7 separate regions of the Homo sapiens genome follow, and regions 2, 3, 4, 5, 6 and 7 are each linked to region 1. The links are chromatin loops, found by intact Hi-C in ENCODE. Cell type or tissue: mammary epithelial cell. All regions are shown on one strand.

Region 1 (4,000 bases):
CCTCATCAGATTTAAATATTTACTGCTTTCCCCCATATCAAAGTCAATTAAATAACTTCTCATACAATTTATGAAAGCCAAAAAGCAATCTAGAAAGGAACACATCCAAACCCATTGACTCCATTGTAGAAAGAGAAATGAAAACGTGGGTTTCACTGGAGTGTTCTGGCATGGAAGTAGTGTCTCTTGTTGACTTTAGGAATCCTGGAATGTGGCCCTAGGAAGGAAAACCCTTGAACATTAAGGGGCCCCTTAATGAATTTCTCTATTTCTCTATGATCTTTCTTTAGTTCCATAGCCCCCACCTAAGTAGAGGGTGAGGTCAGAGGGAATAAAGAAAGACATAAAGCAAATTATGCTGTCGGCTATCCAAATTGTACAACCTTATTCATGCTGATTATGTATTGCAGGCATATGCAAAAATAAGTTTGCATATCCTGAGCATATCCGACCTCACCTTTGTTGTGAATAAATCACAGACTGTCCTGGATTCCAGAAGAGTTCCAACCAGTGAAGCTGGCATTCCAGGAGAATCCTCTGATTCTTTTGGCAAAACTGAGTCAAGAACATATTGCCAGTTCTTCCTGGGCTCAACTAAATGTGGATTCCATTCACAATCACTTTTGCTTTGCATGTTGTGTACGCTTATGACCATCATGTTTATCAGCAGTTCCAGAGGGCAGCTGCGAGGTTGCTTCCAAATATTGCAATATGATTCCATAATGTTTTGTAGAATTTGGAATCCATTATTCTCATATTCAAGGACAGGTTTCAGATTTCAGCATTGAAAGATGTCTTCCCAGTTCTTTCATTGCTTTCAGGGTGCTCAGCTCACATGGCCTGAGACAGGAATTGTGCAGCCTCCACAGCCACCTAAACTATAGACTTTCTAGAGGACTCTACAAAAGCCTGTTTCATGTGCAGCATGGTGGAAGAATACAGTTAACTTTTTCAATACTAGAACCATAAAAATCACTGAAACTATATTACCTTTTTGTTTATCCTAAAAGAGACAAATATTCACCCTATCTAGAAACACAGAACATCTTCAAATGCACCTCTGCGTTGTTGAAAAAGGCATGTTTTGGGGAACTTTAAAGGTGTTGAATAATGAAGAATTCTTTTATTTATTCCTTTGATAATTCTACTAAAAGTGCATTTTTTAACAAGAAGACAGTTTCTTTGTTCTTTGTTCATTAACATTGCTGTATTCAACATAACTTTGAATCAAATTATCCCTTTCACAAAACTGCTCACGTTGTTTCCTGTTCCTTGGCACGATGAAGCCATGCATATGTATGACGCGTCACCAAGTGTCATTTTAGGAAAGACCCTGTTAGTGTGCCTATGGAGAGAAGCAGAGTTAGAGTATTGTAGCCATGGAAGCCACTTTACTTTGCAGCCTTTAGCTTCCTGGAGGGAATCTGGTGATGGGAAAGGAATTCCATTTTGCATACTACATTGTTAGCGTGCAAATGCTCCACTTATTTATATCATTCAATTCAATCTGGACATCTTACTTTAAAAATGTATATCTCAGTCCCTCTTTGAAGAAAAATATGATGAAAATATATGAATTAGAGCTCACAATTTTACATTATTTGTAGATCATAATAACGATCTTGGCATTTGTATTTACCTTACATAGAGATGGGAAAACATTTTGGAAGGTTTTTTGGAGCAATAGGAGAGGGGAATGAAATATCCCATTAAAACAGGAAGGACATTGCTGTCACCTAATCAGACAGCCTCAGGACTACCAGCAGATGGTGCAACAACCTATTTAATCCTCAGCATTATCAGAAAATAACCAAGAATGGCATCTTTCTTTGCTAATTAATTCTGAATACTCCTAAAAAATTATGACTTTAATGATAATAGCATTTAAAACGATAACCATAGAATCTGTAATAATTTTTTAATAATTATACATAATATCTGACTTTTTGAACTAAAAGAGACTTTAGAACTCTCTGGTCCAAGCCTTCTGTTTAACAGCTGAGGAAACTCAAGTTCTTAAGTTTAAACTTCAACCACCAGCTAAGGAGGGTCGTGATGAGTCTTGGTCATATGACAGAACCCATCGCTCATTGATTCAGCAACATTATCCCTCAGCAAATACGATTTCTAGCCCAATAATCAAAATTTGATGGGGTGGCGGATGGCATTTGATCATCCAAGTTAAGATTTTTCAGCAGATGTTTATCTGTGGAGACTCTTCTATTGTAAGAACATTCATAGTTTTAGAAAAGAGGCATTTTCTGGGAGAACATGCTCTCCTGTCCTCTCTGTTTCCAGCTGCAAACTAACGTGTCATTTTGCCAAATGCTTCCTGTCTAGCTTCTGGCTATTTCTGAGAGAGAGAGAGAAGGTGGGGGCAGGGGGAGAAAGAGAGAGAGAGAGAGAGATTTTTTTTTACACATTTGCTTTGTACTAGGAAAATATTTCTTATACAGTCAACAATAGCATATTAATGGGGATGATTTAAGGAGCCCAAGCTTCTATTCTGTTGCCAGAATGCCAACGGGAATGTATGCTACTTTTCAAAAAATAGGTGTTGACAATAGCCTGCAGTATTGCACTGTAGTCAAAGAAGAGTGCTGAAAGCTTCAGTTCATAAAAATGCTTGATTCATCAAAAATAATCACCTCACCTGATAATTGAAAGCTACAGAGAATTATTATGCAGCCGTGGACTCTCAAAAATTTATTCATTTTTGGTAATTAACATTATTTCTTCTTGATGATGTTGCTAAATGGCTTGAACCCAGTCTGAAGAACCATGCATGATCATTTATGCTGAAAAGAAAAGAAATTAGAAGCTTTTGTTGCACAGGTAAGAAAAGATAAATTTCTGAAAACCAAAATGTCCTACCAGGTCTATCCATATTTGTTTTATTAATGGGTAATGCTTTCTATTAGCTAATGAAAAGATGATGGTAGTTTAACAGTGGAATAACTTTTAATATATCATAATCAGAGAATACAAGGTAAGCAAAATTACAATCCAATGTCTGATTAGAAAAAAAAATTATTTTATGGAATTAAAAAATATTATTTTATTAAATAAAATATGGTTTTCTTTTGAAAGTATGTGGAAATCAAATTGCTAAGATCAATGCAACCATTTAACTGAGTTTCATTTTGACAAAAGGCAATCTGTGGCGATATTGCTTTAGAAGTAAGATGAAATGCATAAATTCAGATAAAACATTTTGCCGATTGCCTGGCTGAAATAACTGGTTATTATTATTGTTATTACCATTAGAAGACAAAAAAATGGTCTCCCAGTTTTCAGCATATGCTACTCTTAAGTAGAAGGACCTTTAACAAAAGCTAAGTGTCCAGGCCTTGGTTTACTCATCAAAGCAAATGACCACATCAGATGTTCCCTGGGAGCCTTCTGACATTTAGCATTTGGTGATTTTATCATCTCACTCCAAGTAAAGGAAGCAGCAAAACCTCTCTGATTGTATTTTGAGGTCTCTGCATAAATAACTGTAAAGCATATTTGACCACATTATGAGAAAATTTGTAAAATAAATTTTATTTGGAATGCCTACTTGAACTGGAAATTAACAATTAGAGGACATGACTTCCCTGATGTTTACCTCATTAGAAAATGTCTTGGACAAAACGCTGGCAAAAATCTTCTCTTGAAAACAATCCTTTATTATTTAAAAGGTGGAATTTATGCCCCCCAAATTTATCTTTCTAATGATATTTAACCCATTTTGCATAGCTCGTGTTTTCTTTTGTCCAATGTTTAAACTAGCTTTTATTTTTTTAATGATTAGAAGCTTGAACATGTAAAAAAAAAAACATTAATGACTTTCATAGCATGAACCAGGAAAACATTTAAAATCTGTTAAACCTAGTAATAATTATTTCAAAATGTTGCCTACTAATGATGACTTACTAATTATCACTTTGTTGTCTTAGTAACTACCTACCCTTGCTGAAGAGTTGACAGATTTTCAAATCTACAGATTGTGACATAT
Region 2 (4,000 bases), 420 kb after region 1:
TCCAGCCTGGGTGACAAGAGCAAAACTCCATCTCAAAAAATAATAATAATAACACCTATGAAAATTAAGAGTAAATATTCTTAAAGTTTATTTTATTCTTATACTGTTTGCATTTACATGTGAGCATCTGACTGTAACTTGAACATCAAAATTATGTTTGGAGAATTCACTTTACTAATGAACAGTTCTTAACAAATGACCATGTGAGACTCAACTCTGGCTCTAGCCTCCAGCTGCTTCTTAGCCAAATATTTTTGAGTCTGGAAAGATGACTGGAAATTACATCAAAACAACATTTTGCATGGATTATCTGATACGTCCTTATTTTTGGCCAGACCAAAAATACTGTCAAAAGAGACTGCTATTTCTTCTTTTCACCCTGACAGAAACATGAAAACTATGATCAAAGTTTTCACTGAAGGGTCCCATGTAATGTTCTGTGCTTTGTTTTTCAGCAAAAGACTGCTTTATAGTAGTTTGAATTTAGGTTAACATTTGAGATCTGGTTTTCTTTCTTGGCTGAGGTAGTTCAGCTCTCCTTTGTTTGTTTAAAAGGAAACATCAACTTTCCAATTTACTCTCTAAAATTGGTTTTTGTAGTTCCCTGCTGGACTGGAAAGGCACCATCTGTTTTAATAATACTGAAGTGAAAGGGGGAAAGTTTGTGAAATGGAAGTCAACTGGGAGTGCTCTTAGTCATCACAGCTCCACTTGGAGAAGAATCCACTGTTAAGTTCATGAATTTACGTTAAACCCTGGTCAACCCAGGTAGTGTAACAATCAACACAGACTTCCATGTTCTGGCAAGGGACAGTCAGTGAGAAAATTTTACATACTGGCAAACCAGCAGCAAAAATAATCAAAATATCAGGCAGGGAAGAAAAAAAAAAACGTAAACATGTACGAAGAAAACTTCAGCTGTGAAAGAAATACGATATTTAAGTTGACTAAAATCTTTCCTTTTTCCTTTAATTCATAAACTTCACCATTTTTGCCCCTCCCTCCCTCACTGCCTTCCTTCCTTCCTTCCTTTCTTTCTTCCTTCCTCCCTTCCTTCTTCCTTTCTTTCTTTTTTTGGACATTTACATATTATTAGATTTGTTCAGGTTTTGATCATTACTGGAAGATGAGAAATTCTTGCCTCCAAGCCCAAATAATGCTAACCCTTATTCTCTGGACATTTGACAGCAGAATTTCCTTATCCTGACACTGAAACAAAGATTCTATTTCTCAGCATTGAAAGGTCTGCCTACAACTCATCTGTTCATTGGTTGATGGATGGACTGATTTGTTCTTACCTGGAACTGATTATTTAGTAACTAAACTACACACATACAAACACACACACACAACAAATGCACATACATACAAACAAAAATTAAAAAACCACACACACTTAAACACATACAACACACATGCATACATAACACACACAAATATACACACACGTATCTGGGAGGTCCCAACCTTCCAGGGGGAAACTGTCTCATGCTGCTTAAAGCTTCCACAGGCCGCACCTGCTGTTCCAATTTGCCCCTCTCTCCAGTGGTTTGAAAGGTAAGCTGCAAATAAATGAGCACTATGTATAGCTGACCTTGCTTAGAGTGGCATTTTAATGCATTTGACTACACCTGCCTCTAATTTCAGTGTTGATATTTTAATGCAATCCAACAAATTTCTAGGAGTGAATTTGCAAAATTTAAGCAAGTATTGCAAGATGAGCTGGGAACAAGCAGGTGCTCTTCTGTAAAAATATACATGGGGCCGCTGCCGGCACTGATTTCCTTAGCATGTTATCAAATGCCCTGCTGTAGCAACAGTCTTTTTCTGTTTTCTTCTGATGCTTAACTGGAGGATGATTCAATCGTAGACCAAGAAACCGTGGTTGAATTACAACATTCAAAACAGCCCGTGTGTAATGGCTCAGAGCTCCTCTGGATGGATCTTGCATCTCTAAGCTAAATGCAAGTTCACAGATTCCTAAAAATACCCCCTGATGTGAGTCATCCTGTTCCAAAGAGCTCTGAAGAATGTTTTCCACAGAAGTGGCGAGGCACAGCCCCAGGGTGTGGAGCTCTCGTCTGAGTTATGTAGGCAACTTGCGTCAGCCACATACTATGTTATAGTCTCCATATTCCCTGGCGCTGAGCGTGGATAGCTGGAATGATCTGTTGAAATACAAACCTCTGCAGCAGCTTCAACTCTGCCTCCCATGCAACTTCCCCAAACAAAATGGATCTGTGTCAAAGGAGAGGTGCGCAGGTCACTCAAGGTGTGCTTTCTATCAAAGGGTTTTTTTCAAGAAAGAAACCCAAAGCCAGAAATAAACATGGTAGCCTTGGGCTTTAAGGAAAAAACAAAACAGACAAACAAACAGACAAAAAAAAAACCTGTCTTTCTTAAAGCTTCCCCATTTTCAGACTCTCACACTGAAAGTTGAGAGATAGTTTTGCCTCCTCCGTGAGGTGGGTGGAGGGTGCTGTGAGAGAGGGAATCTCAAGCTGGCCCAGATCAGCTGTGGAATAGATGCACTGAGAAGATGCTGAGGTTTCCACATAGATGCCCCCTTCTGTCACAAGTGCAGACTCTGAAGACGCAGTTGGCCTGGGCCCCATTGCTCTGCTGTCTCCAGGAGTCATTAGTGGCACTTTATCAGAGGATCCTGGATGAAAGGAGAAATCAAATCATTTTCTAAGAGTGGGACTTCAGGCATGTGAGCCTGTGTTTTAAGAGAGAATAACTCTTTTAATGCTCCGGAAACTGCACAGCTGGAAGACTGCGGCTCAATGTACACATGTGGATAGCACAGTTGCCTTGGGTCTTTCTTCAAAATAATAGGATATAAATTATACACGAGGAAAACAAGAGAGGGTTGGTGCTGATTATCAGCTTGGACAATCAATCATACACTTTAAATTTGAAAATAAAATATTTAGGGGCACATGGCTTCATTGACTCTAATAAAAGTGTTTTATCCTCTGATTCTCACAGAAAATCTCTAGAATCTTGCTCTTTTAAGAATTCATTATTCCCTTGTTTCCAAATAGGAGCTTACCAACTATACAATAATTTTTTAAAAACAATTTAAAAGTCATATGTAATTTAGAAATTTGTCAGATTACTACCTCGTAGTCTAAGCAGCAGTTACAAGGTTATCTAGAGACTGTTTCAGAATCTTTAGTTTTTGAGCCCTATTAAAAGAAACATATTCCTTACTTTATAAAGACATAAATGGTCAAGCAATTTTAAAAAGCAACCAACTAATACTTTATTAAAATTCATACAAAAATTTACCATCTTAACCATTTAATTTGAACAACTCAGAGCCATGTAGTACAAGCACAGTGCCGCACCAATGTCATCACTCTCTGGTTCCTGAATGTTTTCATCCCTCCGGAAGGAAACCCCACACACATTAAGCTGTCACTCCCCATTCTCTCCTCTCTGCAGACTCTAGCAACTCTCAATTTGCTTTCTGTCTGTGTGGATTTGCCTATTCCCGCGATTTTATCTAAATGGAGTCAGATGGTGTGTGGCTTTGTTTACTTAGCATGACGTTTTCCAAGTTCATCCATGTGGGAGCGCATGTTAGTGTTTTTCTCCTTTTTATGCCTAAATCATATTCCATTGTATGGGTGGACCATGTTGGGTTTATCCATTCAATCGTGGATGGGTATTTGGTTTATTTCTACCTTTTGGCTATTATGAATAATGTCGCTATGATTATTCATACACAAGCTTTTGTTTGAACACCTGTTTTCAGTTTTGGGGGGTATATACCTTGGGGTGGAATTGCTTCGTCATAGGGTAATTCTACCTTTAGCTTTCTGAGAAACCAACAACCGTTTTTTCACAGTGGATACAGTGGTTTCACCATAGTCCTTTCCCACCAGCAATGTGTGAGGGTTCCAGTTTTTCCTCATTTCCAGCAATACTTGTTATGTTCATTAAAAAAAAAATAGTTACTATAGCCACCCTAGTGGGTACGGGGTGGAATCGC
Region 3 (4,000 bases), 1.5 Mb after region 1:
CGGTGCGTTGACAGAATGACAGAGTCGGTGCCTCCCCGCACTGTGGTCCCGCAGCACGATTTTATTCAGCGTGCACACATGTGGGCTGCCGGAGTCTTTAGAGTAAACAGGAGCTCACGGAGACCTGGCTGCTCCCAGGAGCACTCGAGACAGCCTCCCATGACATAATATCGTTACCGTGGCAACAGGGATATTCACTACCAGAATCACAACTATATTTCACCAATTTAGTGCTCTACTAAACACAAAATAATGCCTTCTTTAATGATGCTGGGCTGTGGTTCTTAGAAACACGGAGCCCCCTGGAGCGGGAGCCCAACTGCAGAATAAAAGTGCAGAAGGAAGGCCCCACTTGTGTGGAGAGGCGCTGCGGTCTCCCGGCATGAGAAGCTGGCACGGTTATGTGTCATGGTTCTCCATAAGAACTTTTGCAGCAAATGGCACCCACACGCCTTGGTGGCAACTCTTCCAGCCTGGGATGAGATCGGCAGAGCCTGGGTCTGAGAACTGCAGCCAGCGACTCGCTGGGCTGTTCCATGTTCCAGGCAGCTCCGAATCATCTTTTTTTTCTTGAGACAGAGTTTCTCTCTTGTTATTCAGGCTGGAGTGCAGTGGTGCCATCTCAGCTCACCACAACCTCTGCCTCCCGGGTTCAAGCGATTCTCCTGCCTCAAGCCTCCCAAGTAGCTGGGATTACAGGCATGCACCACCACGCCCGGCTAATTTTGTATTTTTAGTAGAGACGGGTTTCTCCATGTTGGTCAGGCTGGTCTCGAACTCTCGACCTCAGGTGATCCACCTGCCTTGGCCTCCCAAAGTGCTGGGATTACAGGCATGAACCACTGTGCCAGACCCGAATCATCGTTTCTGCACATGGAGAAAACCACGTGGAGAAAACCGGCAGGAGAAGAGCATGGGGCAGGGTCTGTAGGAAATGCTCAGAGAGCTTCCTGGAGGCAGGGCTGGGGAAGGCACAGGGGAGCCCGGCTTCTGCGGACGTTTCCTCCCAGGATGAGGGAGGCAGGGCTGCTGGAAGACTCACCTTTCCTCTCACTGCACTGCCATTTGTCCCAACTCATTTCCGTTCTATGTTGATTGGTTCAGAAAACATCCTATTTGGCAAATCCTAAATAGTCTCACTTTCTGTCATGGTCGTGGAATCTCTCCGTCTCGACAATGGAACCGAATTGTAAAGCGACTCTAGCTCTGAATTCCTACCTCTTGCCTTTTGTTTTTTTCCTAGAAAAAGGAAATGGAAATCCTTCCTGTTATTCTCCGCGTCCCTTCGTAGAAGGCTGCCTGAGAGGTCAGCACAGGAGTCCTCTAAGTGCCCTGCAGAGAACACGGGTCTCGGAGCCGGACAAACCTAAATTTTGAAACCCACTTTGAGTTTGAACTTGGCTGTGGGAAAGTTACACAATCGCTCTAAGCCTCTGTTTTCTCATCAGTAAAACAGAGAGGGGTTGCTTGTGTGAGAAGTGGCCGCTGCCAATCATCTGCGTGTCCTTCACTCTCCCAGGGGCCATGGGTCTGTATTCTACACATGTGGGATCTTCCTCTGGACCCTTCGGACATGGTCCACACGCTGCCCTCAGGATCTGCTGGGGTCTGCATGGGGGGTGAGACGTGAACCCCAACCACGTTCACCACAGAGAGGAAACTGGGGGGATGGAGGGGGGGACAAGGCCAGGTCACCTTCAGGTGCCGCCCGCCAGCAAGGCGGTTTGCACCCGGCTGAATGAGCTTTAAAAAAGACAGTTTTTTCTGTAGTTTAGAATCATGGTTTCACTAAATGGTGAAATAATTTTATGCCACTTCCCCTACTAATTACCATCTCATTGTTATTAGAAAGGATGGTTTCCTTGAAGTCTAGAAAATTTTGTTCCAGTCCATTTCAACGGTGCAGGAGAAACGTGGCTTCCATTCCGAGGAAGACGGCGACACCTAGTGACCGTTCCCTCGCGGTGCGATGGCCTCACACCTGTGCGGCGGGTCGTCCGGGGCGTAGGGTGCTGCGGCCTTGCGGTCTTCCCTGCGCTGCAAGGCAGGGCATGGTGGCAGATTAACACCTGGATGAACACGGGCAGGTCAGGAGACAAATAAAACCCAGAGGTCTTTGAAACTTCAAAATCCCGTAGGGTGTGTGACCCCAGTGAGCCCCACGCTACATCCAGCGAGAACCGAGAAGTGATGGTGCAGACATTCTTGGGTCCCCCAGACAGAACACACCGGGAGTTACTGCCTCTTTCTCATCCCGAGTCCTCCTGACTTTCCCCAGCACCCATCGTGGCTGCAGCCAGGACACAGGTAAATGTAATTTCCCTCCCCTTCCATCCTCGCTTTCACATCGGTGTGATTGACTGAGGGCCTGCAGACTCTCTCCACGTGCGGGTGCCCTGCAGCCTGACACACAAATGCGTTCATCCTTCCCCTTTATCCTGACCCCGAACTAATGACGCAGCTTCCTGAGACACAGAGGATGCTTCTCCTCGTCCCCCCTCGCGCTCTGAAGTGGGAAAAGATGTGTTCCATCTGTTCTGGAATTTTCACTGTAAAGAAGAGAATGAATTTTAACTGTGTTTTTGACATATCCCTAAACAAGAAGTGGTTTATAGAGTGAAACCATTTTCCCTTCATCTAAAATTTAAAAAAAAAAAAAAAGAGAGAGAAAAGTGCAAGACTGAAGATGTGTGTTGAGCGGGGTGAGGAAGCGTGGGGGACTCGGCGCTGGAGGAGCCCCGGGTGTGTTTAGGGTTTGTGGTCAGGGGCCCTGGGCACCAGGTCCAGTCTGAAGCACCCGGGGGGATGGACGATGTTTGTGTAAGAGAGGGACAAAGGGATGGCAGGGTGGCCAAGCAGAGACGCGATTCCCTCTGTGCCCTTCCTGGACCAGCTTTGTATTCTAACAGCAACGTCTCTGTTCTTGGGAAGAGCTCCTCGGTGATTACCTGCCCGCCCCTTGTCTCCTCTTATTCCCGCTGCCACAGGGCAGGGCCGCCCAGCTCCAGCTCAGACACACACCTGCTCCAACTGCTGTGCTGGTCACAGGCCCAGAGCACCACGTGTCCTCTGGGGTCTGTGTGGTCGGCGCCGTGCGTGGGACCACTGTGAGTGACCCTCCTCTTGTGTCACAGAGCCACTGTACCCGTGTGCACCTGTGCTCTGAGACCTGGATACCCCTGGAAGGACAGACACCGAGGACCCGAGTGCACTGGAGTCCCGCTCCCACAGATCCTGCTGCTGGGAGAACTGTCAGCCAGGAACGGGACTGCGGTGGGGAATTCCTTCTGTCAACACACTTTCTAATCTAAGCTCCAGACTCCACTTCCAGACTAGCACAGGCTTTTTCCCCCACATCTCCTTCTCTGCAGCCGGGGCTCCTGCCGGGTCTGCGGAGCCCAGAGCCATGCTCTCTGCCGACTCCATCTCCAGATGCCTGCCCCGGCACCCACGCTGTTGCCAGGACACCAGTGAACCCAGACAGGGTGAGCAGGTTGCAGCAGGGTACCGGGAGGAATGCCCGGCTGGCCCATGTCTTGAAATCAGTCTCATTGAACAATCCGGGAAAGAGATGACCTAGCCTATTCTAAGGCTATCGATGTGAATTGGATTCTTCCATTTCCCCTGAATTCTCTGATTAAAATGATAATTATGCAATAGCTGTTTTCCATTTTAAAAGCTGAGTATGACTTCCCTACTTGGTGGAAGGCTGTCTGCCCAGAAAATGTTGCTATTTAATGCTTTCTGAAAAAGCGTTATCTGTATTGTATGCATAGAATCCACTTGTTGCCACAATGCCCCCTCCTAAAAATTATCGCTCGGGCAGAGACGCAGCTGGCTGGATCTGGTTCTGCCCCCACCTGGTCCCTGGGTCCCCTCTGAGGCCTGCGTCACCTGCTCTGCGCAGACTTCTGCCACCTCTGGATGGAGGCCATAGCCATCATTGCACAGAAGTGCACCTGCGCGCAGTGGAGTGACTAACGCCCGGCTAAAATGTCCA
Region 4 (4,000 bases), 230 kb after region 1:
CCTATGCAGAGACTACCCTGGGAATTGAGGCTGGGGTCATGTTTCCTTATCACATACACTATAAGGAGGAAAAGAGCATAGGCAACACCTCTATCCAAGGCATACCCACACTTTATTCTGATTTTAGGTTCAAACATACAGAAACAGCCAATGTCCACCTACTTCTAAAACTCAAGTGACACTACAAACATAGAGGTATGTTATGGTACTTGGACTCCAACCACAGAGACCAAGTTTTAATATAGGTCAACATAAACCAAATGCTATTGCGACAACGAAAGATGAATAATAGCTATTTAAAAATCATTAATTAACATGGCTTGGCAACAGACACTTTTTGTCTAAGATACCACTAATATTGATTAAAAATATCTGTAGCCCCTGGTAGCATGCTTCACCATGGGTAATCTTCTCCCTCCGTTTCACTCATATATATATATATTTTTTCCTAACAGTTGGCAGGTAAGAGCAAGTTTGAGATATGTTTCAAATTTCTAGGTCCAATTTAGCCAAGAAATATCTAATTCATTTTCTTGCATCAATTTCTTTAAAAGTCGTACTCCCTTGAATCCTTTTTTTTTTTTTTTTAAGATACAGGGTCTCTGTCACCCAGGCTACTGGAATGCAGTGTTGCCATCAAAGCTCACTACAGCCTTGAACCCTTGGGTTCAAGTGATTCTCCCACCTCGGCCTTCAGAGAAGCTGGGACTGACTACAGGCATGAGCCACCATGTCTGGCTATTTTATTTTATTGGTAGAGATGAGGTCTTACTATGTTGTCCAGGCTGGTCTTAAACTCCTGGCCTTAAGCAATCCTGCAAACTCGGTCTCCCAAAATGCTGGGATTACAGGCTTGAGCCAGCGTGGCCAGCCCCCTTCTATTTTTAAAATTGGTTTTAGAATCCTAGAATTTTAGCATTAGAGGTCATCATAATGACTATAACAAATCAGGATATGGGCAAAACACAAGTCAAATCAATCGTATACCATTCTACTGGCATCAGAGGCTAAGTGTAGCCTTCTCCATGAACAAAACCTGAGAGGTGGTTCACAGAGTAGGAATTTACTCAGGTTTGCCCTGGGCCATGGCCTGCCAGGGTAACTAGAAATTAATCTAAACCTCAGTGGTGGGGTTTAATCTGGCCATAATTTTCTTTCAGCCTACAAGACAGTCTTGATGGTTGCTGTTCTTTTATTTCTCTTCATGCAACATAGAGTTTGACAGTTTAATTGATCCATCTGTATTTCTTAGGTCAAAGAGATATTCCATTGCTAGAACATTTTTTAGAAGTTTTAATACACATTTCTATATTGCTTTCTTACCTTGACCCTCCACCCTACGATCTGTTCTTTTACACAAAAAATGAATACGTGAATTAAAATTTTGATTAACAAACCAACAAATAGTAAAACACTAGCTTTTCTTAGGCAACAGATGGTGCAATCCTTGTAAGACTGCTTTCCTGGGCTGTGAACTCAGGACTTGCCTGTGGACAGGCTGGGCTTTTGACTGTAGAATTATTTACTCCGAAATGACATGCACGCACGGGCTTGTTCCACTTCCCTTCAGCCACATTTTATTTACCTCACTCTTTGCAGCATATAATATGGCATGATGGAATTCCAAAGAATACCTATCTCTGTATAGCCTGCAATAAATTTTCGTGAGGCATCATTCTGAAAAGATAAATGTATATGCTGATAACACTGTAAATGTGCAGTGCCCAAGAAACAGATTGGAGGCTTGGATTTCGCATATGTGTTGTCACATGTATGATATTTCCTGATTTGTTATGGTCATGAAGATGACCTCTGATTCTAAAATTTGATGATTTCAAAAAATAATAGAAGAAAATAGAAGTGATTTAAGAGAGTATAACTTTTTAAAAATTGGGTGAAAATAAATAGATTAGATGTTTCTAATGTTTAGGTTGGACCCAGAAATTAAAAACACATCTGAAACAAAATAATATTAAAAACAAAAGTAAAAGTAGGAATTAGAAATGCACATTAAAATAAACTAGGAACATCTTAGTTTAAAGAATTCAAATATATGATTGGGAAATACTAAAAAAAACCATCAGATGATTAGCAAATTAATATAAAGTTTTAAATTACATGAACCTAGGACTACAGCCAGGAACGATGCAGTTGCCACATGGGGTGAAATGCTGAGATCAGAAATGATAGATTTGTTGCCAGCTGAAACAACTCCAATAGCTTTTTAAAATTTTGTGATACTCACTTAATAATATAAAAATAAAAATGACTATTATTTTGAAACATTTTATTAGAAATAAATTGTTAGTAATGCTACTATTTTGAGTAATTATGGCTCTGATTAGCCCAGAAGAAAATATACACACTAAACTGGTTTTATTTTTAACGATGAAAAATGTTTTTTTGTTAAGATAAAAAGTTTAAAGTCATCAAGCTTTAAAATATTGTCTGAAATTCAAACATTAGGAAAACAGACTAAAATACACCATGAAAGTGGCTCATTTTCTTTTATTGGGGGATTATACATTCTCTATAAATCCTCAAAATACAAGTAAATGTCAATTTGTAATAGTTCTTTGCTACAAAATGGAAGACTGGTCATAAAAGAAAATGAAACACAGATATCTAGCGTTTCCAGGGGAACACTTGAGTAATATGATGAATAATGTTAGTGAAATCCATTCTGGGAAGCATTTTTGTAACCTGATTTTCTCAGTAAACATAAAACATTGACATCTCCATCTGACAAACGCTCATATCAATGGATTAAACACACCATGTGCTCCCATCGTAGCCCTGATAGCATGACACAAAACACAAAAAAGGTGAAAATACTTTCAATCTTTATGGGAAAGGATCAACTGACTTTTAACCTGCTCAATCCTCTCACTGATATTCGATAACAATTTATCCTTTAAATACTACTTAATTTAGCCTTAATTTATTTTCTGGCAGATGACTCCAGGCAAAGAGCAAGCTTGAATTCAATAAGAACCCATTTTTCCTTCTTGACTTTCATCCTTTCAAAGAATAGATAGCACAAATTGGTGGAGAGTTTTTAAACTTTATTTGCCATGTCATTTCACAAAGATGACTAGAAAATCAAGCCAAAAGTGTGGATCATCTGTTCTCAAAAGCATGTCAGGCTTCTGGTGATGGTGGAAACGTGAAGTAGTAATGTGAACAATTACAAAATAAATACACTGTAAAAATACTTATTTGAATATGCTATAGATAGCACCTTTATATCTATATTTAGATACATATATATATACACACATGTTACACACATGCACACACACAAACACACCCACACACACTCCTATGTAGATGGCCAGGTATAATAAATATCCTAAAGCAAGGAGGAGAAGGGAGATTGAACTTGACAACTTCTTAAGTTCTTGGAACTTGAGAAATGATTTTGGAAGAAGGAAGAGATGAAAGTTGTGACTTCCCAGGACACTTCTACTCAATTTTTGTAGCCACAACTGCGGACAAATAGTGCTAGGCAAAAACCACAGCCTCCTTGGTTCAAGGTGCCAGACAGATTTCAGGACTGGAAATGAAGCTAGAAAATTTAAAGATAAAATCCAGGGCTGCATGAGAACCATAAGAGTAAACAAATCTATAATTGATCAGCCGAGAAGATTAAGAGGAGATTTTGCATTTACCAAATAAAAACAAGATAGCAAGAGTAGGAAAAAATCATAGCACATAAAAGATGTTGTGGGAGTTTCAAATAAAAATAGCAGAATTGGCGACTGATTACAAGGGTGAAAAGATAAAGTTAAGAAAAACTGTCTGAATTAGTATAAAAATAAAAAGAAAATAAAAATGGTTAAAATATATGAACGCAATAAAATAAGTTTTGATCTATTGTATCCAAAACCCTACTTGTGTGTTTGTGTAATTAAGGAGATAAATTAATCAAGAAAATACTACATAAAATTGCTAGAATGGAATAACTTAAAAATGCCATATTAAAATTGCGCATCCAGAA
Region 5 (4,000 bases), 1.6 Mb after region 1:
TTAGAAGGCTGTAAGGCAGCCAGGAGCAGCCAGCAGCACCTGAGCCAGGGCGAGCAGCTTTGACTCAGTGGGTTTCCTGACGCATGGTTGAGACCACACACATACTCCTCCATCCTCAGCCTTCCAGAAACGAGCCCCGCAGATGCCTCTGTGTGCTGCGATTTGCTTCCTCATTTACTTCTCTGTGTCTGAAGTTCCTCTTCTGCCTTACCTGCTGGTCCCTGCAAGCTGCCCTCCTCACCTCCCTGTTCGCCTGCTGACACCACAACCTGAATTCTCACTCTGGTCCCGGCCCAGACACACAAATGGGCCTCACCTGCCCTGACAGTGGAGGAGACCCTAAGCAGCTAGGGACCCTAACCAGCCAGGGACCCTAACCAGACTGGGGACCCTGGGGCTGCGCTGGGCAGGTGAGGCCCGTGTGTGTTTGTGCTTCAGTTTGCCCCATGACATCCGTGCACGTGACCGTCTGTTCTGTGTTTGTTCTGCCTGAATGTGTGAGAAAGCTGCCCCGATTTCTACTAAAACTAAACCCAGGCTGGGAGAGACCTCCAGGTCAGCAGGAGCTAAGGGGGTGCAGAAAAGCTGAGGCCAGTGGCTGGATCCCTTCCCCACATCTGTCTCCATCTGTGTGATCTCTCTGCTGCTTCTTCAAGGCTGAGCCACGCTTCCCCAGCCTGGTGTCTCTGTGCACGAGGGCTGTCGCCACAAAGCACCACAGACTGGGGGTTTAACTCCCAGCAAGGTATTTCTCACAGTCCTAGAGGCTGCAAGTCTGAGATGATGGTGTGGGCAGGGCCAGTTCATCCTGAGTCCTCTCCATGGCTTGCAGACGGCGTCTTCTCCCTGTGTCCTCACAGGGTCGTCCCTCTGTGTGCACCTGCATCCGAATCTCCTCCTCTTATCAGGACATCAACCCTGTGGTTTAGAGACTACCCTGATGGCCTCATTTTACATTAATTACCTCTTTAAAGACCCTATCTCCAAATACAGTCATAATCTGAGGTCCCAGGGGTTGGGGCTTCCATGTAGGATTTCCTGGGAGACACAATTCGGCCATCACATGACCACCAGTGTCCCCTTGGGCATGCATTGAATGCTTGTGTTCACCCCAAAAATTCATGTCAAAGCCCAAGCCCCTCATATGGCAGTATTTAGAGGCAGGAACTTGGGGAGACAATGAGGGTTGGATGAAGCTATGACTTGGGGCCCCACGATGGGACCAGCGCTGTAAAAAGAAGAGGAAGGGGGCAGAGCTCTCTCTCTCTCCCTCTCCTCTCTCTGTCTCTCCTCTCTCTCTCTCCCCCACCCCCATGTGAGGATACAGTGAGAAGGTGCCCTCTCTCAACCAGGAAAAGGCCCTCATCAGCAAGTGAATCTGCCGGTGCCTTGACCTTAGACTTCAGTCTCCAGAACTGTGAGGAATCCCTGTTTGCTGCTGAAGTCACTCAGTCTTCGGTATTTTGTCACGGCCCGAGCTGGCTAAGACAACCAAGCACTTCTTAAGTAACGAATGGGCCCTTCTCAGAGCCCAAATTAGCCCTAAACACGATTCACCTGAAACACTGGGCATTCCAATCCTAAATCATGAGAATCAGCTGAGCTTCAGACTGGTTTAAATGCCAAAGAATAAACAAGAGAATGCAATATTCAAAAAGACATTAAAGTTTGAATTATCTCAATCACCTGCATATATCCAATTGGCTAGATTTTCACATTTTCAAATAAATATTGACTGCATTTGCACTCAGTGGAACTATATTCCTAAGTAATATTCTGGGAGTTGTATACAAGACAATTTTATGAAGCCTCTTTAACATCACCTCGTTTTAGAGTCTGTGTCACATAATTGACACCCGCCGTGCTGGGGGCAGTGTGGTTTGCCACAGTCGCAATCACTGGCGAATGAGCTAATCCCGAAAGTTGTTTTATGAGCTTCTTTTCACCAGTGACACCGAAGCACTGATCCCTGTCCCTGATAAGCCTCGTGTAATGACTCAACCCTAAGAAATCCACAAACAGACAGCTATCCCTTAAATGAATGCATTTTTGAGAGATCCCAGTGAAAATTCTGAGCTGCCGTTGCTGGAAGACCTGATGGGGACGTCTCCTTTCGCTGCTCCATGTGGTAACGCAATGGTCAGCGGTCACTCCCTCCTGATGGAAGGAACCAGCAGCACCTGCCTGCTACCAGCTGTAGAACGAGGGAGACTGAGTGGGAGACGTTCCCAGAGTCTCGGCAGCGCCCGGCCCGGTTCAGCCAGGCCTCTGCTGCCCTCCGGTGGCCTTCGGCTGGAAGCAGCGGACAGAGAGTCCCGCTGCAGGAGGCTGGGACGCAGAGCATTCCTGGAATTAATTCCTGGACTGCTGGGAAAGCGGCCGGGGTGTCTGGGGTGTGCAGGACTAAAGCAAACCACTCAGCCCTCGGCCTGTAACTCCTTGCTTCCCCCAGTGCATTTTTCTCCTTGGTAAAATCCAGATGAAATGAACCAAAAGAAAAAGCAGCCTCCAAGATGAGAGGTCCCGGAAGGAAGCCTTGGAAGGAAGCGAGGGGACGCCCCTGGCCTCGGCCTCATTGCCTGTTCCTTCTCCTCGGCAGCTCTGCATGGCCCCCCAGCAGGACAGCTCATCCAAGGACACCCCTGCCTGGGGCCTGAGGACCCACCTGCAGGGCCAGACCCCCCTCCCCACCCCGGGGTGAACACAGCCCCCACAGGCCCCAGTGGGCGGGAATGTTCCCCGTGGTGGCCATTCACATAACAGGACAAAAGAGCCCCCACGTTTGCTGGGATGACTCTTGGGAGACCGCCAGCAAGTTGCAGACCACGGCAGAGGCCGAGCTGAGATGGGAATTCCATGCCCAGGTCTCCCTGGACTGAGGGAACGTGATAGAAAGCTGAAATAGAAACAGAAACAATAGTGACGCCTCTTTAGAAAGGCTACAACTGAAAACTGGTTCCCAGTCTAGCCTGATGGACACACGATCTGAAGAGATCCAAGACCCGTTTCTGAGAGGAGAGAGAAGACCGTGGCCGGCAGACAGGGGTGATGCTCTCAGCTGCCCTTTTCCAGCCAAGGCCAGAAATGTGGTGTTGCTTTGGCTGGCTTTACACCCAGGACCCCAAGCGAGCTTCCTCCCCAAAGTGGGCTGTCCTCTGGACTCTGGGTTGGGGACATCTCTGAGCCAGCTGGGAGGTCAGAGACAGGTTTACAACCAGGAACCCCCTCCCAGGCCCGGCATGAAGCGTGGGCTGCGTACCTTAAAAATGTGGCTTTAGAAAGTGAAATGTTGGCCGGGCGCAGTGGTTCACACCAGTAATCCCAGCACTTTGGGAGACCGAGATGGGCGGATCACCTGAGGTCAGGAGTTCAAGACCACCCTGGCCAACATGGTGAAACCCCATCTCTGCTAAAAATACAAAACTTGGCCGAATGTGGTGGCGGGCGCCTGTAGTCCCAGCTACTTGGGAGGCTGAGGCATGAGAATTGCTTGAACCCTGGGAGGCAGAGGCTGCAGTGAGCTGAGATCGTGCCACTGCACTCCAGCCTGGGTGACAGAGTGAGACTCCATCTCAAAAAAAAAAAAAAGAAAAAGAAAAAGAAAAGAAAAAAGAAAACAAGAAAGTGAAGCAGCGTCAACACCAGCCAGGCTCAGTACCCTGGAATTACATATTCAGTTTGTGGCCTGATGTGGGGTAAGTTGGTTTCAAAGAAACAATAAACCTGTAATTTTAACAAATTGATGTTTGGCAAACTAGACATTCTAGAAGGCAGTCGTTCAGAGGGCAGCTGCTGGTGGCTGGACAGCTTCTGAACGGGCAGCCAGTGTCCATGGCCAGGTGGGCAGTATTTGCTTCTCAGTTCCAACTGGAATCATGACTCCAAAGCGACAGCTGCCACGAGCAACAGAGAATGGAGAGAGACACACCCAAGCGTGGCCACACAGCAATTCACAGTCAGGAAGGAGAAGCCGGAGAGGGACTCAGCCGATGACCCCAGG
Region 6 (4,000 bases), 250 kb after region 1:
ATATAATTCACATGCCATAAAATGTATTATTTTCAATGCCTACAATTCAGCGGCTTTTAGTATATTCATAAAAATATGGAATGTCCCATGAATTTCCATGTCATGTTTACACAGGGGCCAGGTTCCTCTTCTCTGTATGTTCCAGTTTTAGCAGATGTGCTGCTGAAGTGAGCACCTGAGGCTGGCTTGCGTGGGGACCCTCTCGCTGCTGCGGAAGGAGCCAGGCTCTGGAGCAGGGGAGCTGGCGGGTGCGCGTGGGAATCCAGTGACAGAGGACGGTGTTTCCAGCTGCAATGGTGAGTAGCTGGGAAATGGTAACAATCCATGAGGTTCTGGATCTTCCAAAGGCAGAGACAACGGGATTTCCTGATGGGTTGGGTGTTGCAAGTGCTGTTTGTTCTGTTCAAAATTAGGACGTCCTAGACGGGAAACGGGAACTGAAAGGGCAGCCAGTTACCGCCCACGGACGCAGAAAAAGGAAGAGCTGTTTTCTGCTTTTAGTGGCAGGAGAAACCTGATGTGGTGCAGATTTTGTGAAACGAAGGAAGGTCTCCAACTTCCAGGCCCGAAGTCCCTAGACTCACGTAGAGCCGAGGGGTGGAGCCACTGTTTCCCTGAGAGAGAGTACCACTAGCCCAAGAACCAGATAGAGACTATGTCCACAGCAAGCCACTCAGGACAAAGGGAATAAAGAGACAGACGTCCAAAAACCAGTACATAGTGATGACCAAATAAATGTGTGGCTACACACTGTTTTAGGAATTTATACTGTGTTACTGCACTGCTGTTCTATTTTGCTTTTCTCTCCCTATCTGTTGCTCTCTATTTTTCTGTCTCTCTATTCCTCTCTCTCCATTTCTCCCTTTCTATTCCCTCTTGCTATCTCTCTCTGTATGTATCTGTCTCTCTCCATTTCTCTGTCTCTTTATATATCTCTCTATATTTCTTCCTATCTATTCTCTCCCCTCCAGCTTTCTCTCTTTCCCTCTGTGTGTGTGTGTATCTGCTTGTCTGTCTCTGTTTCTTTCTCTTTCTATACATATATTTCTTTCGCTCTCTTAATTGTTAAAGCACTTCTTTGAAGGCTGTCTAACATTATCTTGGCTCAGTAAAAGAGACAGGAGAGTTTCCACACCACAGTAGGTATTGGTGGGAGGATCAGAGCTCCTGGATTCTCTGTCCGGCCATGGCAGCGCCAGGTTTGCGGGGTGCCATATACCCCCAGGAGTTACTGAAATGGCAATGAAGTTGGAAAGTGAAAAACCAACAAGGAAAATTTGAAGACAACCAAAGTGGACAACCCCCACAACCAAGGTGGACAACCCCCCCACAACCAAGGTGGACAACCCCCTCCAACCAAGGTGGACAACCCTCCCCAACCAAGGTGGACAACCCCCCCCCAACATTTTTTTTAGGGCTTTTGATTACCAGAGGCCTTATTTTATATGGCAATTAAGAAGACTTGAAAAGTACCTCATCAAGGTCAGGCGCGGTGGCTCACGCCTGTAATCCCAGCACTTTGGGAGGCCGAGGCGGGTGGATCACGAGGTCAAGAGACCGAGACCATCCTGGCTAACACGGTGAAACTCCGTCTCTATTAAAAAATACAAAAAATTAGCCAGGCGTGGTGGCGGGTGCCTGTAGTCCCAGCTACTCGGGAGGCCGAGGCAGGAGAATGGCGTGAACCCGGGAGGCGGAGCTTGCAGTGAGCCGAGATTGCACCACTGCACTCCAGCCTGGGAGACAGAGTGAGACTCCATCTCAAAAAAAAAAAAAAAATAGAAAAGTACCTCATCAAACAAGCATGCATAAATGAAAGCATTGGGGAGCCAATTGGGTACAGTTAATTTTTATTTACACTCTCTCTCCACTCTGGCTTTATTTATCGCCAAGTAGCTGGAGGGGTAGAATCCACCAGAGGGTAAATCACTAGTTCTGTGTGAACGGGAATATCTTTCTAGTACATTGTTCAAAAATAGATCACAAGTGAGATTGACACAATTCAGAGCAGCTTGTTCTCCTCCTTAAATGTCATGGTAATGCACTCCTGTCTCGACAAAGTCCAGGTTGCACAGCCGTGCACAAAGGCTGGGGTTCTCAAGTTCCTCTGGCGCCCACTTGAGGAAATGCTGTGTTCAAATCCAGAAGGAAAATGCCAAGGTTGAAGTTAAGATGAAAAAAACACCAATTAGAAAAACAATCTGCTAAGCCTGCTATATCCAGTTCAACAACCATCCTTTATTATTTGGGGACATTAAAACTAAAAGGGCCATTGGTGCTGTTATGAAAGATTAGATTGATTTTTAAATCCTCCACACACTCAAGACTTCGTTGCTTCTTGCCAAAACACAGTCATCCTGCACTGAAACAGAACTGATCTTTGAAGGTTGATGAAATACACAGGGCTGGCTGCATTCCATTGGAGAAGATGCCTTATAAGGTGAACAGAACCCAGGGTTTGTCAAAGATGTTATGGTATACCAGGGCTGCTGATATAAGAATATATAGAGTAAGAATTGAGACATAAATTATGGATTTTAAAACTTCTTGAATTTTTTTAAGATCTATAGATCATGCATAAAACTATACTTAAAAGTAAGAGAGAATGACAGCTATTGTCATTCCAAATCTTCTCAAAGTAAAGATTCTAACGTATATCTTCTGGGATCACAAGCATTCTCAAATGCACGGGAAAACAATTGTAATCCGTTCCCAATAACATGAAAATAAGTCAGAGTGCAAATTCCTTGGGAGATGTATTGAGGAGTTGACAACGTGTTGATATTTACATACAATGTGTTGTAGATTTTTTCTGTATTTGCATTGTGTTGCGTGCTATTTATTAAACATAAATCAATTTCAGTTTCTCTAAGACAAACATGAAAAATTCTGATAGCCATTTCTAATAGAAAAACTATCCCACCTCTTTCACCTTTCAGAAAAGCTTGAATGGAAATGCCCAGATCAAAAGTATGATTTTTTTCCTTCTTTGAATTTTGCTTTTTGTGTTGGTTTGTATTTATATATTTATTGTCTCCTTCTGAGGTGACTTTGCTGCTTGGAGGGACTGCTACAAAGGAGTATTTTATCTTAAATTGCATTTAGACTTGGTTTTAAGAAGAGCTAATGACTTGAGTACTAAGCGTTAGAATTGGTGCACTCTAGTTAAGTTATACTCCCATAAAGGTGTTGAATTAGGAGTTTTTAAGCAGGTTTAATGTGTACCGAAATCTTCAGATTGTCCTGTTCATTGTTAGAGCATTTGAGTGTTTCCTTAATAAAGGAGTTTATAACAGAGACCATTTGGTACATATGTTTCTAATTTACTCACACTTAGCTCATTGAAGCCTGATTTTGTGGAGGAAATATCACGTCCAAGAAGACATTGGGAGGCACTTTTCTTGGAAAAGGGAAGTAATGTTCTTTTATTTTATAGTTCACAAACGGACTTCTAAAGATTTGAATGTATTTCAAATGTATGAAATCACAAAGTTCATGCATGTCCTAAATTTGGCCAGCCGTTCTTCTATTTCTATTAGAATGATGTCACAGTGTGGGACTCAAGGCAGAGAAACAACTAAACCTCTCCACCAAAGAAGCAGAAATTGAATTTCCAGTATTCATTTCTCTTGCAACTCCATTAGATTGAAGCCAAATCACCTGCGGGCAGACATTGTCGATCCATGATATCATATTTCCCAGTAATTATAAAATGAAGTGACAGCTCTGAGCAAATTTAGTAGTTTTTACAATTCATTTTAATGTTTTTTAAGAGATTTATTGTTCTGTAGAATCCTATCAACTCTCAGTAAATAGTGTGTTTAATTTTTGGAAGCTCTGTTTTGGAAGCTAAATCATGCATTCCTTTCTGGATTATTGGAGAGAGAAGGTGATGTTGAGTTCAAAGGTTTGAAAGTCACCTAGTTCGGTGCTTCCCACATTCTCGGCTCTGTGATCTTGTACAGAATATTTTGTCTCTGCGTTTCAATTTCTTCAACTA
Region 7 (4,000 bases), 520 kb after region 1:
AAAATACTCTAAGTAAGGTCATGCCAAACTACTTTAAGAATATATCTGTGGTAAAAATACATTCTAGGCTACATTACATAGAGTGAGATTTGTGGGAAATAACTTGCCCTTTTCTTCTATTAAAGGGCAGAGTTTTTTGGAAAAAAAAAAAGATAGTTCAATTTCCTCTCTCCAAGCTGTCTTTTTAAAATAACATAACATAACACATAGTTTGACACAACTCCACATGACTCAGAAGCCCTTCTTAAAATAAGACCAGACCACATTCATGGAGGCTGAGTCACCTCTAACCTTCCAAACTTGGTGAGGATTACTAACCAGAACATATTTTTATTCCTAAGATAGTATGAGAAAGTTCTGATCTTGACAGTTCACGTAACATTCAATCAATTATACCATTGCTCTATCTCTAAAGTTTTCTTTTTCTCCTTTTCTCAGTGTCTTACCAAGAATGAAAGGCAACCTATGTAAAAACTATGGGCTTTCTAGTATAAATAAAAACTACTCATCTCCAGAAAATAAACAATGACTGCTAAGATGATTGAAAAAAGAAAGGAGAAGAAAGTAGCTTGTAAAAGCGTGTGAAATGCATTCACGTTGGAATCTCCTACAGGCACTTCAGGTAAGAATTCTACCTTATCCTCTGTGTTTTACTCCAGAAAAGCATTTCCTTTTCCAGATCCAGGAAAAAAAAAAACTTTTTAAACAAAATTCAGCATTTTTTAATTAAAAATTGACACTAATGCGTATATCCTAGACTGCACTGCATTGCATATTATGCTGTTGTGTGTGATAAGTTTACGTTTTCACGATTCTGTCTGAAAGCTTAAAGATGTATGTTTTACAAAAATAGCTCTAGTACAATAGGACAATAAAACGTGAACTCTTGAAGATCTGAATTGGAATTATTTTCTGACAGACTATATTTTCAATTTCTTTATTTGATAAATGAAGATGGATAACATTGACCTCATGTGTAACTACAACGAATTCAAGGGTGTGGACATGTTTTTCAGGTCTTCAGACTGTAAACATTTTAAGTGTGATTGCTGTGAATGAAGGAAACCCAGAGCCATCATGACAAGCCTAAACTCAAAGGGGACTGATTTCTTCTACACTGAATGTTTCATTAGTGACAGGGCCCAGATAATAAAGAATTGTGCTCACTTCCTGTGAGTGATGGCTTTCCCTCAATTGTATGCTGAGTAACATTTACAGTATTCATTTTTAAGCACCCATCTTCCTGGGAGCCCTATTTCCCCTAAGCTTTCAATTGATCCTCCTAAGAGCAGAGATCACTTAGGCACTGAGCTATGCAGCTGCTGCCTGAGTCTCCTGGACGCCTGCCCTCACCTCCAGCCACATGAAAAACATTCAAGCTTTAACTTCAGAAATGTTCTCTAACCCACTCCCAGACACCCAACTGATTAAATCATAGATTAGAGGAAAAAATTCTTGCCTGAAATTGTCATCTTGCACGTATGCTGATGTCCAGAAGGACACATCCTGGTGGGAAGTGACTGCATGTTTTGTTCATATTACAAGTCCTGTTGACAAAAGAGAATAATACAGGTGTCCTCCTGAAACTGTCACCACAGTGACCTTCCTCAGTCAAAAAGAAATATAAATATTATTGTGTTTCTCGTGTCTGAGGCACCTCTGAAAGCATTTATCTTTTCAGAGAGTTCAGCACTTCATCTCACGGGTTAATTAAACCAACCTGTAGTGGCAAAGTTTAGTGGTAGTGAAAATAAACATAATCCTCTTTCTGTTGCCCAACCTTTCAGTTTCATTTTGTAATTTTTCAATACAGGGGCACAATAAGTGATAATCCTGGATTCCAAATGATTTCCACTTCTTTCTCTGCCACCTTCCCTGCCCCAACACCTGCCATCCCTCATTTACACAATTCAAGTAATCAAGGGGCAGTTTGGCTCCCTTTTTCTGGAGGCAAACTTTTGCAGAGTTTTAACTTACTCAGTGGGAAGAAAAGCCCCCAAAACACTGAAGCATACCAAGCAAATAAATAAATAAATGCACAAAGGCTCCCTGCGGTTGTCTGACGAGGATACTGGAGCAAGCAGCCTGAAGAACAAACGTCTGACTGTTGAAACAGCGAGACAGGAATAAACCCATGGGGCCACATCTGGGAGTGTGAGTGTGTGAATGGAACTAAGCTGGTCTCCCACACAACAGGAATTCCACCAAAAGTATGCGCTCTGTATGGGAGGACAGAAAAAAAATGTGTTTAAAATATCACTAAGGAAACCCAGATACATTATCTCTGCCAGACTACAGAAGACAGTACAGTTAGTGCTTGTCTCAAAATGACAGAAACAGAGAACATGCTTTGATGATGTCGAAGATGCAGGAAAATAGAAAAATAAAAACGGTGGAAAGATTTTTTTTTAATGCCCTAAAATGAGCAAGACGCCTCCCTTTTCATAGCACCAGGAGACATTTCCATTGCTTTTTTTTCATGCTTGTGGCTTTTTGAGGGCAAAGAGTAAGTGAAATCCAATAATTTGGTCTTTCTGCTCCAAAGTTTTGGCTGCCATAAACTTATTGTTCGAATATCAGAATGGTTGTTCCTGCTTTGACGCCTGTGAAACAATTTGTTTCAATATCATAGCACAGTTTTAAAAGTATGTTTTGACTCCAGAAATATGTTTGACCTCAGAATTTTGAAAGCGTGTTTTGACCTTTAAACTCTTACTTCAAGAAGACATATGTGTGCATGTGTGTGTTTGTAGGGTGTGTGTGTGTGTCTTGTAGAATCTCACATTTTATTCAGTAGCTTAGCTCCATTTCAATGCCAGTTAAATTTTAGCATTATAATAATACAATGAATTACTCTCTAAAAATAGGTTGAAATGTATTTCTATTTGTGAAGTTTAGGCAAATGACACCATCTGCAATATCCTTTAACAGATTAGCTATTGTAAAGGCATCATCTTTAGGAATAATACTTTTCTGCATCATAATAATTTCCTGTTATTCCTAAGGCAAGTGCTGGATGATTGTTGTTTCAGTGTGGATCAGCCTGACTTCAATCCATCTGTGCTTCCCAGGGCCGACTCCTGAATTCCTCCTCCATGCCATCATACCTTATTGGCTCTCCTGCTGTTACGTTCAGTCATAATGTTAAAAACTCAGACTATTAAAATGTAAAGATATGAATTCTTTTTGAAATTGTCAACATGGAAGAGTCTATCTACAGTCTGCTTTTAATTTAGCCGCAAAATGACTTAGCTGATGCAACAATTTCACATGCTGAGGAAGAGTTTTCGATTGCCGAATTAGTGTGATAAAGTGATGGTGAGGTTTTCTGTTGACTCTGGAAGCAACAACAAAAATGGTGGTGCTCTTCTCCATACCCATGTTCATAGATATATCGTTACAGATGACACTCAAACTTTGATTTTTTTTCTTTTTTGGCTGACTGCTTGAAACACATGTAGCCCCAGGAAACAAGTAGAGCCACCCCAGGGAACTAAAAAACAAGTGAGTAACCGAAGACTCTAAACCATGTGCAGTAGAAATCCTTGACTCTTGTTACAGAGATGCCTGGAGGTTAATCCACATGACAGGGATGAATTATCTATTGATGGGATATTTTTAAAATATCACCCAAAAGTTTGTAAGCATATACATAAAATTAATTCAAATAATTTAATGTGAAAGCTGAAGAATGAATCAGTAAATTTTAAGAAAAAAGTAAACCCAGATAATAAGACAAATTGTAGATAAGAACAATCACAAATTGTTGATTCTAACATGCAGTTTTCTACTGCTTAAAACCCTTTGAAGTCTTAACCAAATACACTGTCACCATTTTTATAAACTCATTTATTGTGAACCATTTATTAATTGATACACAAGCACACACTTTTTAGAGGTAGATATTGCAATAAATAATTCTGACACTTTAGTTAACAGTTTAATCAACTAAAAGATAAATTCCCGACAAATGTGTTAAATGACAAATTTTATTTTTCAT

Evidence for each region. A loop is a pair of places that touch in the nucleus more often than their neighbours do. Peaks named below come from ENCODE experiments on the same cell type or tissue, not always from the same donor. Only the 100,000 strongest peaks of a DNase experiment are listed, where the experiment ranks them.
Region 2: a loop joins it to region 1, with 9 times the contacts of the local background. A loop is called at or near these places in 14 of 110 quality-filtered maps.
Region 3: a loop joins it to region 1, with 11 times the contacts of the local background. A loop is called at or near these places in 71 of 110 quality-filtered maps.
Region 4: it touches region 1 in a loop (5-fold over the local background); 5 of 110 quality-filtered maps call a loop at or near these places.
Region 5: it touches region 1 in a loop (7-fold over the local background); 86 of 110 quality-filtered maps call a loop at or near these places.
Region 6: a loop joins it to region 1, with 15 times the contacts of the local background. A loop is called at or near these places in 45 of 110 quality-filtered maps.
Region 7: it touches region 1 in a loop (7-fold over the local background); 14 of 110 quality-filtered maps call a loop at or near these places.

Annotation. Positions count from the first base shown.
Region 1 is chr10:4,765,005-4,769,004 of GRCh38, reverse strand. LOC105376375 (a long non-coding RNA gene) reads left to right here and starts at 2,512. Exons shown (of 3, transcript XR_930599.2): 1 at 2,512-2,835. In mammary epithelial cell, a CTCF peak has its summit at 1,764 (motif pointing right); a DNase peak (open chromatin) is centred at 3,364; H3K4me3 peaks cover 152 bases; H3K27ac peaks cover 3,334 bases.
Region 2 is chr10:4,342,714-4,346,713 of GRCh38, reverse strand. No RefSeq gene overlaps it. Among named protein-coding and RNA genes, the nearest start is that of LINC00703, 40 kb to the left of the region's middle. RefSeq lists an enhancer at 1,436-2,635. In mammary epithelial cell, no CTCF peak of the experiment used is centred here; a DNase peak (open chromatin) is centred at 2,013; H3K27ac peaks cover 2,625 bases.
Region 3 is chr10:3,237,746-3,241,745 of GRCh38, reverse strand. The region is part of intron 2 of LINC02668 (long intergenic non-protein coding RNA 2668); the gene reads left to right. Among named protein-coding and RNA genes, the nearest start is that of LINC02668, 18 kb to the left of the region's middle. In mammary epithelial cell, a CTCF peak has its summit at 1,949 (motif pointing left); no DNase peak of the experiment used is centred here.
Region 4 is chr10:4,531,325-4,535,324 of GRCh38, reverse strand. No RefSeq gene overlaps it. Among named protein-coding and RNA genes, the nearest start is that of LINC00705, 120 kb to the left of the region's middle. In mammary epithelial cell, no CTCF peak of the experiment used is centred here; a DNase peak (open chromatin) is centred at 1,524; H3K27ac peaks cover 2,492 bases.
Region 5 is chr10:3,195,815-3,199,814 of GRCh38, reverse strand. No RefSeq gene overlaps it. Among named protein-coding and RNA genes, the nearest start is that of PITRM1, 25 kb to the right of the region's middle. In mammary epithelial cell, a CTCF peak has its summit at 2,281 (motif pointing left); a DNase peak (open chromatin) is centred at 2,204; H3K4me3 peaks cover 258 bases; H3K27me3 peaks cover 471 bases.
Region 6 is chr10:4,511,127-4,515,126 of GRCh38, reverse strand. It overlaps the pseudogene RNU6-163P. Among named protein-coding and RNA genes, the nearest start is that of LINC00703, 130 kb to the right of the region's middle. RefSeq lists an enhancer at 507-556. In mammary epithelial cell, a CTCF peak has its summit at 2,115; a DNase peak (open chromatin) is centred at 2,086.
Region 7 is chr10:4,240,126-4,244,125 of GRCh38, reverse strand. LINC00702 (long intergenic non-protein coding RNA 702) reads left to right here and starts at 214. Exons shown (of 3, transcript NR_108040.1): 1 at 214-303; 2 at 439-622. In mammary epithelial cell, no CTCF peak of the experiment used is centred here; DNase peaks (open chromatin) are centred at 275, 1,345 and 2,145; H3K4me3 peaks cover 1,831 bases; H3K27ac peaks cover 3,543 bases.